Linked DNA regions of Homo sapiens: all the other regions are linked to region 3. A link is a contact called in ENCODE Hi-C or POLR2A ChIA-PET data. All regions are on one chromosome and are shown on one strand. Each heading gives the region's core, a stretch centred on a gene start or an enhancer-like site at or near the end of the contact. The rest is flanking DNA. Distances are from core to core; before and after follow the strand shown.

The links. Hi-C counts contacts between places; a loop is a spot of excess contacts on that map. ChIA-PET counts read pairs that join two places held with the same protein, here RNA polymerase II (POLR2A). Pooled maps may share reads with other maps.
Region 1: a loop to region 3 is called in a map of IMR-90, with 2.6 times the contacts of the local background. The contact joins two enhancer-like sites. A Hi-C loop is called at or near these places in 6 of 168 maps with a recorded cell type or tissue (Caco-2, HepG2, IMR-90 and 3 more) and 1 of 50 pooled maps. POLR2A ChIA-PET finds 5 or more read pairs at or near these places in 6 of 52 experiments (AG04450, Caco-2, HepG2 and 3 more).
Region 2: a loop to region 3 is called in a map of IMR-90, with 4 times the contacts of the local background. The contact joins two enhancer-like sites. A Hi-C loop is called at or near these places in 6 of 168 maps with a recorded cell type or tissue (CD8-positive, alpha-beta T cell, IMR-90, ascending aorta and 3 more) and 5 of 50 pooled maps. POLR2A ChIA-PET finds 5 or more read pairs at or near these places in 4 of 52 experiments (AG04450, HepG2, K562 and 1 more).

The regions. Positions count from the first base shown.
Region 1 is chr5:135,305,781-135,310,080 of GRCh38, forward strand. All of the region lies in intron 3 of PITX1-AS1 (PITX1 antisense RNA 1), which reads left to right. Among named protein-coding and RNA genes, the nearest start is that of LINC02900, 60 kb to the left of the region's middle. Within about 2 kb of position 2,696, at least 2 of the 41 ENCODE cell types and tissues checked have a DNase peak (open chromatin) inside an H3K27ac peak, as active enhancers do; they include IMR-90, where a contact is called at or near this core.
Region 2 is chr5:135,207,471-135,211,752 of GRCh38, forward strand. All of the region lies in intron 3 of PITX1-AS1 (PITX1 antisense RNA 1), which reads left to right. Among named protein-coding and RNA genes, the nearest start is that of LINC02900, 39 kb to the right of the region's middle. Within about 2 kb of position 1,486, at least 13 of the 41 ENCODE cell types and tissues checked have a DNase peak (open chromatin) inside an H3K27ac peak, as active enhancers do; they include IMR-90, where a contact is called at or near this core.
Region 3 is chr5:135,261,208-135,265,301 of GRCh38, forward strand. All of the region lies in intron 3 of PITX1-AS1 (PITX1 antisense RNA 1), which reads left to right. Among named protein-coding and RNA genes, the nearest start is that of LINC02900, 15 kb to the left of the region's middle. Within about 2 kb of position 2,009, at least 5 of the 41 ENCODE cell types and tissues checked have a DNase peak (open chromatin) inside an H3K27ac peak, as active enhancers do; they include IMR-90, where a contact is called at or near this core.

The DNA.
Region 1 (4,300 bases), core at 1,446-3,945, 45 kb after region 3:
TGGCAGACATAGATCTGTGTGGGGCACAGTGAGAGGGTGGGGAGGGTGTTGCTGGGGAGCACAGGTGTTACCTGGCCAACAGGAAACCAGAAGTGCAGGGATTATCCAACCCGAGATCACAAGGACAGACATGCACTGAATGTCATTTGCTGAAATGAATTAGGACCCCAGCTGGCTGTTCAGGTTGCAAACGAATCTCAAAGTGGTATTATTGGGGGATCAGTGTTACTCACTCTAGTTAATGAGCTGATAATGCTTCCATGGAAACCCTTTTGCTAAGAGCTAAGGGGAAATCTATGTTATTTCCTTGATGAAATATTCCTGGGCCTCAGTTTCCTCATCTGTGGAATGAGGCCTATGTGCCACAGCCCTCTTGTTAGCAGACACTGCTCAGCGTTGCAGAGCCACACAGGTGGTGCCCGAGGTAGAGAGGCTTCCCTAGCCCTGTGCTGTGGGCAGTGTTGAAGGGCTGCCTGGCATGCACCACCTTGGATCAGCACTCCAAGGACAGTCAAACGTGACTTTCCTGCCTTGTTGCTATCAGACAGTTACATTTCATTGGTAAGTTACGTCAATTCTGAGTTTTAACAAAAGTTTCTGGGTGGGGCCTCTACTCTTAGGGAGTTGAGTCTGTTGCCATGGAAGGAGGTTAACCTACATTTAGGGTGCAGGTTGGTTCATTTAATTTCTATCTATCCTGGGAGAGCAGGGTAGGGGTGGGTGGCTAGTATTTTGTTTGTAAAATGAAGCTGATGTGGCTCAGACAGGGTAGGTGACTGTCCCAGGGTCACAGGTGACTGGTGGAGGTATGTGGAAGTCAGGTGTGGCCCACTTGAGTGCTCCTGCCATGGACTGCCCTCTGCTAGCCTCATCTGTGCTGGGCATGGGCCGGGCTGTGACTGGTCCGTCCGTCCGTCCGTCCGTCCGTCCGTCCATCCATCCATCCATCCATCCATCCATCCATCCATCCATCCCCTCCCTGCCTTTTCTGCCTTCCCTGCCTGCAAGCTGTCCCAGAGCACATGGATTACAGAAGGTACCAATGGGGCTTCCCTGCAGCCAGCCCTGTGGGGACCCACGGATTGTGGCCAGGATGACCCTTTTATTCTTGACCTGATGGTCCCCATGTGTGACAGTATCCTTGCCTTCTCTTTGGACATCACACTCTGGAAGGCTCTCGGTGCAGGCAGCTAGGGACAGCCTTGCCTTTGTTTATAGGTTAGTTCCCAATCATGGTGGTTTAGATAAAAACAAAAGAGAATGATGCCCTTTGGCCTTGCTGCTGGCTGCCAGGTGTGTGTGGCTTGCAGAGCATTTCTACACCTATGGTGGTATTGAGGACTGCTTTGCTGACGGATATTGGAGGGTCATCTGGAACAATGGCCAGGGCTTGTGTCACACTGACCACAACAGTCTGAACACCAAGGAGGCAGGATGTGAGGGCGGGCAAGGGTTGAGGCCTCAGTGTCAAACAGACCAGCGCCGACTCTAGATTGTACCGTTTTCTTCTTGTGTGACCTTGAGCAAGTTGCTTAGGCGCAGTGCCTTTACCTGTGAAATAGCAGTAGTGATGACGATGATGACGATGACGAAGACGACAGGCACTCACAATGTGGAGCACGTAAGCCCAACCAAGGACCTGGATTGTGCAGGGAAAGCAGCCCCTACATGGTGCAAGTGGTGGTCAGGATTCTAGTGTCGCCCTGGTAGCAGTGGGTCCTCTCAGCTCTCTCCCTCCAGCAGCCTGGGAGGCCGATGATGCTGACCCCACAGGACAGGTTCCTCCACTAGGCAGGCCCTGCATCTGCCCAGAGCCTCTTCTGCACGGGAGCCACATGGAGATCGTGTTAAAGCCTCGGCGTCCATTGTTCAATCAATCAGGCTAATCTGCCTGCCCCTCGATAAGGGGAGGGATCGGGTTTCAGGGAGATTTTCCCTGGATTACTTCTAGTAGCCGCTCAGTCTAGACAGGCCTCTCAGTTACAGGGGTGCAGACAAAGGCGAGGAGCGGGAATGCCTGGCCACGAGGTGGCCCAGGGCCCTGCCGGATGCCTCCTCTCCCTCCTTCCCTCCCTCCACTGCCCTCCTCTCTCCTGGGGGGCCAGGGCAGGGAAGACACCAACCTACTGACCTGGGGGCCCTGGTCAATCCAGGTGAAGGTGCTGAGCCCTGATGGTGTGCCCAGGCTGGACACTGAGGAGCAATCATAATACATTGAGCTGATGTCTAGGGAGCGCTTCACCCTGTGCCTGGCATGGCGAAGAGACCCACGTGGGCTTTATCCTTCTCAATTCCTGTGGCGCTCTCATGAGGAAGCCACTCATGATGTGTGCATTTAAAGATGAGAACAGTTAGGTGCAGGGAACGTGGGGTGGGGATTGGCTGGTGAAAGGATCGTCCCAGTGCTGACGGGACAGGCAGGGAGGTGTATGTTGACCTCCACCATCTCTGGAATTGAGGTGGAGGCCAAAACATTTCTGATGTGTCACTCTTCAGCCCACTTTTCCTGCCACAAGAGGACCCCGACGGCTCTGAAGCCTTGGGCGGTGTGGCCTGCATGGCCTGCCTGCACATCTGTGTTCTGGGTTCCTAGCCTGGCTTTGCTACTCCCTTGCCCTGTGATCTGGGCAAGTCACTTCTGGACATCAGTGTGCTCATCTGTAAAACGGGCATGACATTTACCCTGTCTGGCAATAGGAGCCCTGTGTGAGTCACCAGAGAGAACGTGTGGGAAATAAGTAGTTTTGGAAACCACGAAGTGCTGTGCCAGTGATAGTTACCAGCTCCTAGTACGCTGTCTGCCAGCCCTGGCTGGGGCTGAATGAATGAATGTGAATAACCTTCCTTCTAAAATAGGGTTGGGGTGTCTCGTCTGTTCCCCTTTTCCATATCCCCAACTTGTCCTAACCCTGGGGAATGTGGGGAGCAGCCCTGGAGGCCAGGTGATCTCAATGGTCTCACTCCAAGGCCACAAGGGAGAGCTGCATATGTGGCCTGTCTCTCCAGGTTTTCTGGAAGATGAGTGGGGGATGCTCCCTGGCCCTCACTGGCATCTGAGGTCATGCAGGTGCAGCCCTTGCCACTAAGCTATTGCAGTGTCCAGGCGGGCTGTCAGTGCAGGACAGGCTTGAATGCAGGGACTGCCTTCTCAGGCTTTTGGAACAGCTTGGAGAGGGGCCTTGAGAAAACATCCTTCAGGGCTGGAATGTGAACTTTGGTCATGTATATGTGTGCATGCGAGAGAGGACGAGGAGACAGAGGAGACACGTGGCTCTTCATTTTCTGACTCATCTATCCTGGATTTTAAACAGGATCTAGTATAATTCCACATTACTTTCTTGTTCTCCGTGCCCTCTACAAAGTGAAACACTTGATTCAAGAGAACGAGGCATCGCTCATTTAATGGATTAGCTTTTCCCAGAGCAGCAAACCCAAAAACCATATGAGAACAAAAAACGATAATAGCAATAGTAAAACTGACAAGTTCATGAGACCCTGAGGCATTGCTCCTCTGTACCCAGTGTCTTCTATCTCCAAGTCTTCTTTGTTTCAAGGGCGTCAAATCAGAAATTAACCTTGTACATGAACCTGGGGAGGGCAGAGGCTGCACAGAGATGGCCTTGGGTGGTGGCTGAAATGGTTCTGCACACCCCTTCTCTTGTACTATACACTTATTTAGCCTGTACACTGTGCTCTTTGGATCAGAGGGGGCTTAGCAAGGAATGGGCAGGAGGAGGGGGTCTCTTTATCAGTGAACACGGGAGCAGCATGAGAAGTTCAAAGAATTTTGAGACCTGACTCCACTTGCCAGCTGTGTGTCTTAGGAAGTCAGTTAACCTCTCTGAGTCTCTGCTTCCTCATCTGTGAAATGTGAGAGGGACAGGACTGAAGCTGTAAGGCCATTGTGAAGATTTGTCTAAGATGGCAGGCCTGATAGGGCTTTGTGCTGGGAGGCGAGCCCTTCGGAAGGACTGAGCATGGGAGCTGTTGGCAGGGCTGTGAATCTGCAGGCAAAGCCTTTGCTGTGGGCTCTTTGGGTGTTTGACTTGCCTGTTTAATCGGCCTTGGGTACCTTGACTCATTTCCATTTTTATAAATGCATTAAAAATGCCACTGGGCTCAGAACAAACGCCAATTTAACCTAAGCATAGCTTACTCTTTGTAATGGTGAGTCTTGAATCTCCACCAAGCCAGGCATGGCTGCTTCCAGCAAGAGGAGCAGGATTATAATAAAATCAGTATGTGTTCATAGACATTAAGTGTGTTATTAGCATCTTTGAATTGGATGAAAGCTAATCTT
Region 2 (4,282 bases), core at 236-2,735, 54 kb before region 3:
TCTGGGAAGGAAGTTGCCATATGCAATATATCGTTTGCTCCCATGGAGTCTCATGCATGGCTGAAAGCTTTTTTTTTTTATTGTATATATTCTTTATCTGTCCAAACAGCCCTGATTTTTGGCAGCTGGGACTGGTAGGAAGAGAGTCAGGTGGGGAAGACAATGAGGACTAGATCAGGCACTGGAAGACTTGGGTTTGAGTTTGAGCTTTGCCACATTGTCACTTGTGACCTTGGGCAAGTCCCTTCGCCTCTCTGAACCCCAATTTTTCACCTGCAAACTGAAGATGATACTCATGCTTTCTCTGCTTGCCTTCCTGGATCCTTGTAAGGGTACCCTGAGACAAAGGATGAGAAAGTGCTTTGTGAAAATCTGCACAGATGCAGATATTCCTTCTACGCTCTGACTTGAAGTCTGGCCAGGAGACGAAGGCTTTTTGTTGTTGTTGTTTTTCTTTTTGCATGCTCCCAGCATAATCAAAGAAGTTGTTTGTTTGGTTTGGTTTTTTTGGTCTGAGTCAGAAGCCAGTAACAGTTTCAAAGTGCAAGGCTGGTGCTCCTCTCCTCCAAGCCCCTCTCTGCAGTGATGACAATGGGAGTGTTGCCAGGAAGCATACTGTCTCTCTGCCCCACCACCCCTGTGCCCTGACCCCCAGCTGTGGCCAGGCTCAGCTTCCTCGAGCGACAGGGCTACCCCAGACTAAGGACAATCTGACTCTGAACTTTTGGGCAATCTTTTCCATGGGCTAATTTGCTATAGGATTGCTCGTTTTTCCTGGAAGACCGAGTGGCTCTTAGGAGTGGATTTTTTTGTCCACACTTAGAAGACCAGCAAATGGTCTTTCCCTCTTCTGTACTCTGAATCAGAGAGGCAGTGTGTGCCAATGTCACCACCCCACAGACAAGATGACCAGCTAGGGAAGGGGTCTGTCTGTGTTCCTCACTTGTTCTGAATGCTCAGAACTCACCTTCTCCAGAAAGCTTCCTCTTGTAATGAACCACAGCTGATGTTTCTTGAGCACTTACTCTCTTCCAGGCATCATGCTAAGTGTTCTCCATGTACCATTTTGTTTAGTCCTCACCATAATCTTATTGCTGTCATCTCCGTTTTGTAGGTGAGAAAACCTAGGCCCAGAGGGTTTAAGCCACTTGACTGAGGTCACACAGTTAAAGGCAATTAGCATTCAAACCCCAGGCTCTCTAGAGGTGGCCCATGTCCTTGGACACTAAGTTCTATGCCCTCCTGGCTCACCCTGCCCTTCCCGATGTCACTCTGCCCTTGGTTGGGTTTTCTGTGTGATGACTCATAATATTTCTTACCCACATGTGCCTTATGCCCTAAAAGATAGTGAATGTATTTTCTGCTCTTTTCTCCCTCCCCAGAGTGACTGGGAAAGAGTTATGTATATAGCAGGAGCTTAGTGAATGCCAATTTCTTGTGAAAATCCCACTGGGGGTGCTGTTGGCAGGCCCAGCACACCAGGAAGGCAGCATTGGCCCTTTATGGAAGTTATCAGGAAGATGAATAAGGCTTGAAACGCGAGCCCCTGGCAGGCTGACTCAGACCCCACAGAATGGCTGGCCCTGGCCTTTGAAGAGCTGAGAGCTGTTTACATCCTACTAATGGACCTCGCTGGCTGCAAGCAGTCAATGTGGCTATATAAATACTCCAGCCTGGGGCCATGGAGTGAGTGAGGACATGAATGCGAGGAGAAACCCCCTCCTCAGCCTCATCTCCTCCTCAGTGAGGGATCCCTGGGCAGGAGAAGCCATGGGGACAGGAGGACTCTAATTTAGCAGGAAGCCCCACACGGCAGGCCTGTGCGTGGTAACAGAATGGTGTCTAGTTGATGATGTGGTATGTAGACGTTTCTCCCCACGTGAAGTTCTTTGCATAAATAAATGGTGACCAGCTGTTAGTCTTCCTATTAGCATGAACATCCATCACAGCTTGTTTCAAATCTAAGTCTGGGAGGGAGAAGCTTAGACTCCCATGAAAGGCAAATGTTACAATGGTAATCCAGCCCAGTCTGGCACACATCTGCTTAGAGAAACTCGCAAACTGGAAATGTTGGCTGGGATCTATATGGGGGGTTGGGCATGGGGTCTGATGTTCTCTGTAAGTGTCCCCACCCAGGGAGCTGCATTTTTGTCAGCAGGGAAGACGTGATGAGATCAGGCTCCCATTGGGGCCTGTCAACATGGTGCCGATGGCTGCTGTACTCTCCAGGGTGCCCTTCCCTATCTCCCACCAGTGACCCTGGCCCACAGCAGACCTTGAGAAGGTACAGGTAGGCTGGGAAGGGAAAGGTCTCCTCCCTTAGGGCTCAGACCCTGGCCTGCATGTTGTGGTCATGGACCACAGGCTGTTTGAGATGCCCTCTTCAGGGGTAGCTAGTGATAGGGCAGAATGTCACCATCGGTCCTATGGTGAGTTTTCTGGTGCCATTCTCTGTCTGTCCCACCAGTCTCTGAGAGGGAGGCAGGAGCCTGCCCTGCCTGCCCCATCCACACCTCCCCAACCAGGGAACCCCATCACTCCCTCTATTCATTGTGGATGATGGTAATTATTTTTAATATCTCTCCCTGGGAACTCAGTCATTCACCCACCCATTCTACAAACATTTATTTTGTACCTGTAGCGTACCAGGTACTAGGAATACATGGGTGAGCAGGACAGACATGGTGCCCATTTTACTGGAGCTGTTTCATTAGAGTGGGAAGGATAGTCAGATAAAGCACAAAGAGACTAAAAGACAATGGCAAGTTGTGAAGAGTGCTATTAAACAAATGGGATAGAGGGACCTAGTCTGGATACAGTGGCTTCTCTTGGGAGGTAACTCTTGAGCTGAGGCGTAAAGACTGGGATGGAACCCAGTAAGTGAGGAGCAGTGCAGATGAGGGACTAGCATGCTGCAGAGGCTCTGGGGTAGGGGCAGAGCTTGGTTTCCTTGTGGAATTAAAAACCATCAGTGTGGCTAGAGTGTGGTGAGTGAGGGCCAGCTAAGAGCAGCTCCTGGTGGAATTGCAGGCCGTGTGCCAGTCTTGTGGTTGTAGGAGCTTTGCAGGGGCCGATAAGGCCAGCAGGGTTTTATGGAGTTTGGGGGTGGGTGTACCGTGAGTGAATCGCTTTATGTGCATTGGTATAAAAGCATTTTTTGGGGGCCTAGTGCTTGCCAGACAGGGTGTTGAGGCAGATTAAATTTAGCTTGAATTTCCTCTTGAAAGCAAAGAGCCCACAGAGGTCTTTAATTTGGGATGACATGATGAGGCATGGAGGCAGAGCAGCAGTGGTCCTGGTTTCTGTGAGTTCTCTGCAAAATGGTTTCCCAGATACCGACACACTCTTCTCTCTCCCTGTCAGCCTGGGGCTCCGGCTTATATGAGTGCTTGCTGCGGATGTGACCAGTGGTCTGCACACAGTAGGTGCACAGTGCACTGGGACTCCGTGCAGTGCGAGCTAAGGAGACCCTGTCCTTGGGAGGAGGCCTCAGCCCAAATTGCAGATGGGGAAGGGGAAAACAGCACTTCCTCAAGCTATAGAGCATTTGGGTGCTTACTGCTTCCCCTGTCTGCACATGGAGAAACTGAGACCTGGAGAGAAAGTCACAAAGTTCATGACTAGCTGATAATTGTGTTTTCCATTTTGTGTTAGAAAAGTACTAAAGAAATCGATAGCTCAAATAGCTACTGTTAGTGCTGTTAAGATGCCTGGGCATTCCTAAGAGTACCCAGCAGCTGTGTCCTGGAGAACCCTCTGTGTATCCAGTGCCCTTTATTCCTAAGAAATGAAGTCATCTCTGGCCTGAGAGGCTCTGCATCCTTATATTTTAGGAAGGATGATTTCTATTCTTAGTCTTCTCGCTTTCCCTGCAGAGTGATAGAGTGTTTACAACTATTACCCACACTCGCCTCTGTTTAGCCCTGTAAAGAACATCCTCAGCACTTACTCCGCATTAGGATTTGAGCTTTAAATGGAAGACAGCAGGGTGTGGTGGGAAGGCTGTGGCCCCAGCAGTCACATTGCCTGGGTTCTAGCTGTTTGAATTTGGAGAAGTGACTTGACTTTTCTGAGCCTCCTGTCTCCAGGGAGACAGGAGGGGCAGATGGCGATTCTTGCAGTTGTGACTGTAGCTTGCGTGGCAGATGCCAGTTCTTAATCACCTTCCACACACAGCTTAGTGGTTCTCCAACCTACAGTGTACGTGAGAATCACCCAGAGGGCTTGTGAAGCAGGGATTGCTGAGACCCGCCCCGAGAGGTTCTGATTGAGTAGGTCTAAG
Region 3 (4,094 bases), core at 759-3,258:
AATTATAATTCCATATGTTAGCAATGAACAATTAATTAACAATGAAAATGTCAAAATAGTAATTGTAGCATAAAAATTCAGCTACTTAAGGATAAATTTAATGAAAGATATGAAAGACTGGAAACTATATAATGTTGATGAGAGAAATTAAAGACCTAAATAAATTAAGAGATATAACATGTTTATGAATTAGAAGACTCAACATTAAGATGTCACTTCTCCCAAACTGACCAATCCTAAATAAAATCCCAGCAAGCTTTTATCTTGGACAAAATAATTTTAAAATTTATATGAAAAGGCAAAGGACCTAGGATAGCCAAAGCAATATTGAAAAAGTAGAGCAAATTTGGAATATTTACCCTACTTCACCACAAGACTGACTATATAACTACACTAATCAACACAGTGTGGTATGGATGAAAGGATGGGTTAAAAGACAAATGGAACAAAATAGAGTCCATGCATAGACCCAAGATATATGGGAAAGTGATTTTTGACAAGGGTGCCAAAGAAATTCAGTAGTGAAGGAAAATCTTTTCAACAAATGGTACAGAAACAACTAGATATTAATTTGAAAAAAAACTTTGTTCTTACCTCTAATAATATAGAAAAATCAGTTCAATATGGGTCATTGATCTAAATGCAAACACTAAAGTGATAAAATTACTAGAAAAAAACAGAGTATTTTTGTAACCTTGAGGTAGCAAAGACTTCTTAAAGAAATCATGGAAAGTACAGGCCATAAAAGCAAAACTTGATTAACTGGGTTTCAATAAAATAAAATCTTTCTGCTTATCAAAGACACTGTTAAAACAAATGAATAGGCAAGCCACAGATTTGCCAACACATCTCTGACAAAAGACTTCCATTCGGAATACATAGAGAAATTCTTGCAACTCAACAATAAAAAGACAAACAATGTAATTAAAAATTGCAAAACAACTTGGATAGAAATATCATTAAAGAAGATATACAAGTGGCCAATACACACAGGAAAAAGTTTTAAACACCAACTACTAGATATCAGGGAAATGCAAATTAAAATTATAGTTAGTGACCACTAGATATCAACTAGAAGTTGGTTAAAGTGAAAAAAACTGATGACACTAAAAGTGGGAGAGGATGTGGAGGAACTGGAACTCTTATGCATTGTTGGTGAGAGTGTCAAATGGTATAACCAGTTTGGAAAACTAATACTTCCTTTAAAAGTTAAAAATACACTTACCTATAGCCAGCATTTCTATTCCTAGGTATTTACATGAGAGAAATGAAAATATATTTCCACAAAAATCCTTGTATAAGAATGTTCATAGCAGTTTCATTCGTAAAAATCGAAAACTGGCAAACGGCCCAGTTGTCCATGAGTGAGGAATGGATAAAGACACTGTGGTTTAGTCATGCAACAGGATACCAAGCAGTGTAACAGAATGAACAACTAATACCATCATGGATGAATCTCAGACATATGATGAGTGACATAAGCTGCATATGAAAATGTGCATACGATGGGATCCATTTATAAGAAAATCCAAACTAGGAAAAACTAACCTACGATGACAGAAATAAAACCAGTGGTTGATTCTGGGGATAGGAGATTGCCTGGGAAGTGTGAGAAATGTCCTGTGGCTTTATGTGTATTCATCAAAACTGTTTGATCAGAACACTTAAGACCTGAGCACTGGACTTTATATAAATTATACTTTAATAAAAAATGTGAGATAAAAGTCATTTCTTTCACTGGACTTCAAATCACAATTAACAAATTTGAAGTTGCTACACTTAATATAACCGATGATGTAACTATCATAGTATGATGGACAAGTGCTAGGATAAAACTATTAGAAGCCTAATTCGAAATATTGAATGAAGGCTACATGCTTTAAAGAAATCTATCCTCCAGAAGCACCTGTTCTTGAACCAAAATCTGCCCATTCAGCCTAAGCTTTCAGGGAAGTCAGGGCAGGTAAGGATTGGGCCCCTGCCTGCCTCGTGACACGTGGGCAGGGTGTCCGTCTTGGCTGTGGGGCAGCGGTCACAGCCATAGCCACGGATACGAGCCTTAATGGTATCTGTTAATTATCTGCTTCTAAATCTGGAGTTTATGAAATGCTCTTCACTAGACTTCAAAAGCTGGGAGTCATCCCGGTTATCTATTCAAGAGCCCAGCTTATCCCTCTCTCTCAGTCTGTGACATCAAAGACTTAGTTTCATTGCAAAATTGTCTGGCACGATGGCATCAGGTCGGCTCCCCTTTGAAAGGGTTTGGAACACAGTGATGAGTCAGAGCTCCTCCGAGGAGCACCTGACCCACCCGCTCTCCTCCGCGTGGGCTTGGCCCAGGGAGACCCGGCCAGAGGCCTCGCTGATGTGGACGTGGGATTCATTTGGCTTGGCTCTGCTAGGATTTGGAGCAAAGCTCTCCTGCTTGCCTATAGGGAGAAAACCTCTCAATCTAGGCCTGGGAGGGTAGGGTTTATTTGCTTGCTTTTAAAATTTTATTTATTTATTTATTTTTGGTCACTGGTAATAATTTTTGGGGGTGGCGGGGGGGATGAAACTATACGCCTTTCTTAAACTGCCGGAGCATGACCAGGAAGGGTCAGCTTTGATTCTGGTCTCTCTTTTCACCCTTTTATTTGAATGCCATGAGGACATTTCCCTATCAGGTTGTTAGGTGAGAATCTATTTCTGTTTTTTCTGCTTTCCTTGTTTTCTTTGCTAGAATACATTTTGTCCTCCTAAAGTAATACAAATGTTAATGTGTATACAGGTTTTTTGAACTAAGGATATTAGTTGAATTTATTTGCTGACAAAAATAATGAAAGGTCGCTTCCCAATTGTTTCTGTACTCCCTGGTAATTTTGGAAGTTAAAATGCTGTGTTGTCACTTCCCAGGCTAACAAGTCTCATCTCACTAAATCATGCCACAGATGCGAAGTTTCAGTTTAATTTGAATCCTGGTACTGTGCTTATGGAGGTAAATGAAGACCCTGGCTTTGTAAATCTTCTTTGTTTTTCCACTTTTATTTTTAAGTGTAGCTAGATACAAAGTTTACGTCCATTTAGCTGACCTTTTCAACAGTAAGAGCTATTTTATAAGGCAGCAGAAGTGAAAGTTATCAGTGCGGCTGGGTAATGTAAAGTATTTATGAATGAATGTGCAAAAAACAATCTGGGGGTGTAAAATGTGGGGCTGGGCTCGAGCAGACCCGCTTGTGACTTGAGCCCTTCTTTGCAGTAAAGCATAATTCATGCTGCTGTTAGCCCTTAAAACAGGAAATAATATACCCATTTAACTTAATCACAATTTATATTACATGTGCATATTTCTAAACAAATGTTGTAGATGGAGAGTTTGGTAGCAATAATATTTATGAATTACACTTTTAGTTAGCAAAGGAAATGTGTGACCTCTTACATTTGGTTTGACATTTGAATTTGGTGTTCAGTGTATTTGACAGGAGTGATGGATTCTCATTAGCTCAATGTATAAACAGGAAATGCTTCCTCGGTGAATAGTTATTAATGTAGGACATCCCTGAATTTGAATTTTCAGTTGCTTATTCTGGTCCAGACTGTGACATTTATTTAATTTCTTTCTTAAAAAAAAAAAAAAGAAATGCATGGCATTAATTTTGTGTGTAGCAAACCTGAACAACATATGAATGTCAAGCTCTGAAAAACAGAAAATTGTTCACGAGTGGGGTGGCAGGCGAGGCTGTTGAAGGCTTAGACGAAGGGAGCAGCCCTGGCCGCAGACAGCCCCCATGTGGACTCGCAGTTGCTTGCCTTAATTTCTAACTAAGATAACCTACAGGAATTAGAACATGACGTGGGGGCAGATTTGAGTAAGCTCATACTTAACCTTTACCCGCAGCAGGATTAAAGCAGTTCGTGCAAAACGGGATCAGAGCAAATTTGCAATGTAGCTTGAGACAGCAATTTTATTTTGAGTTTTCTGCACTAGCTTGGTACTCTGTGACAATACCAAAAACACAGGATTCGGGGTGTGGGAAAGCTAGAAGCATCTGACTTCTAATGGGAATGAGGAGAAACCAGGCCAGTTGGCTGCCGTCCGCCATGGGCCCCGGCCC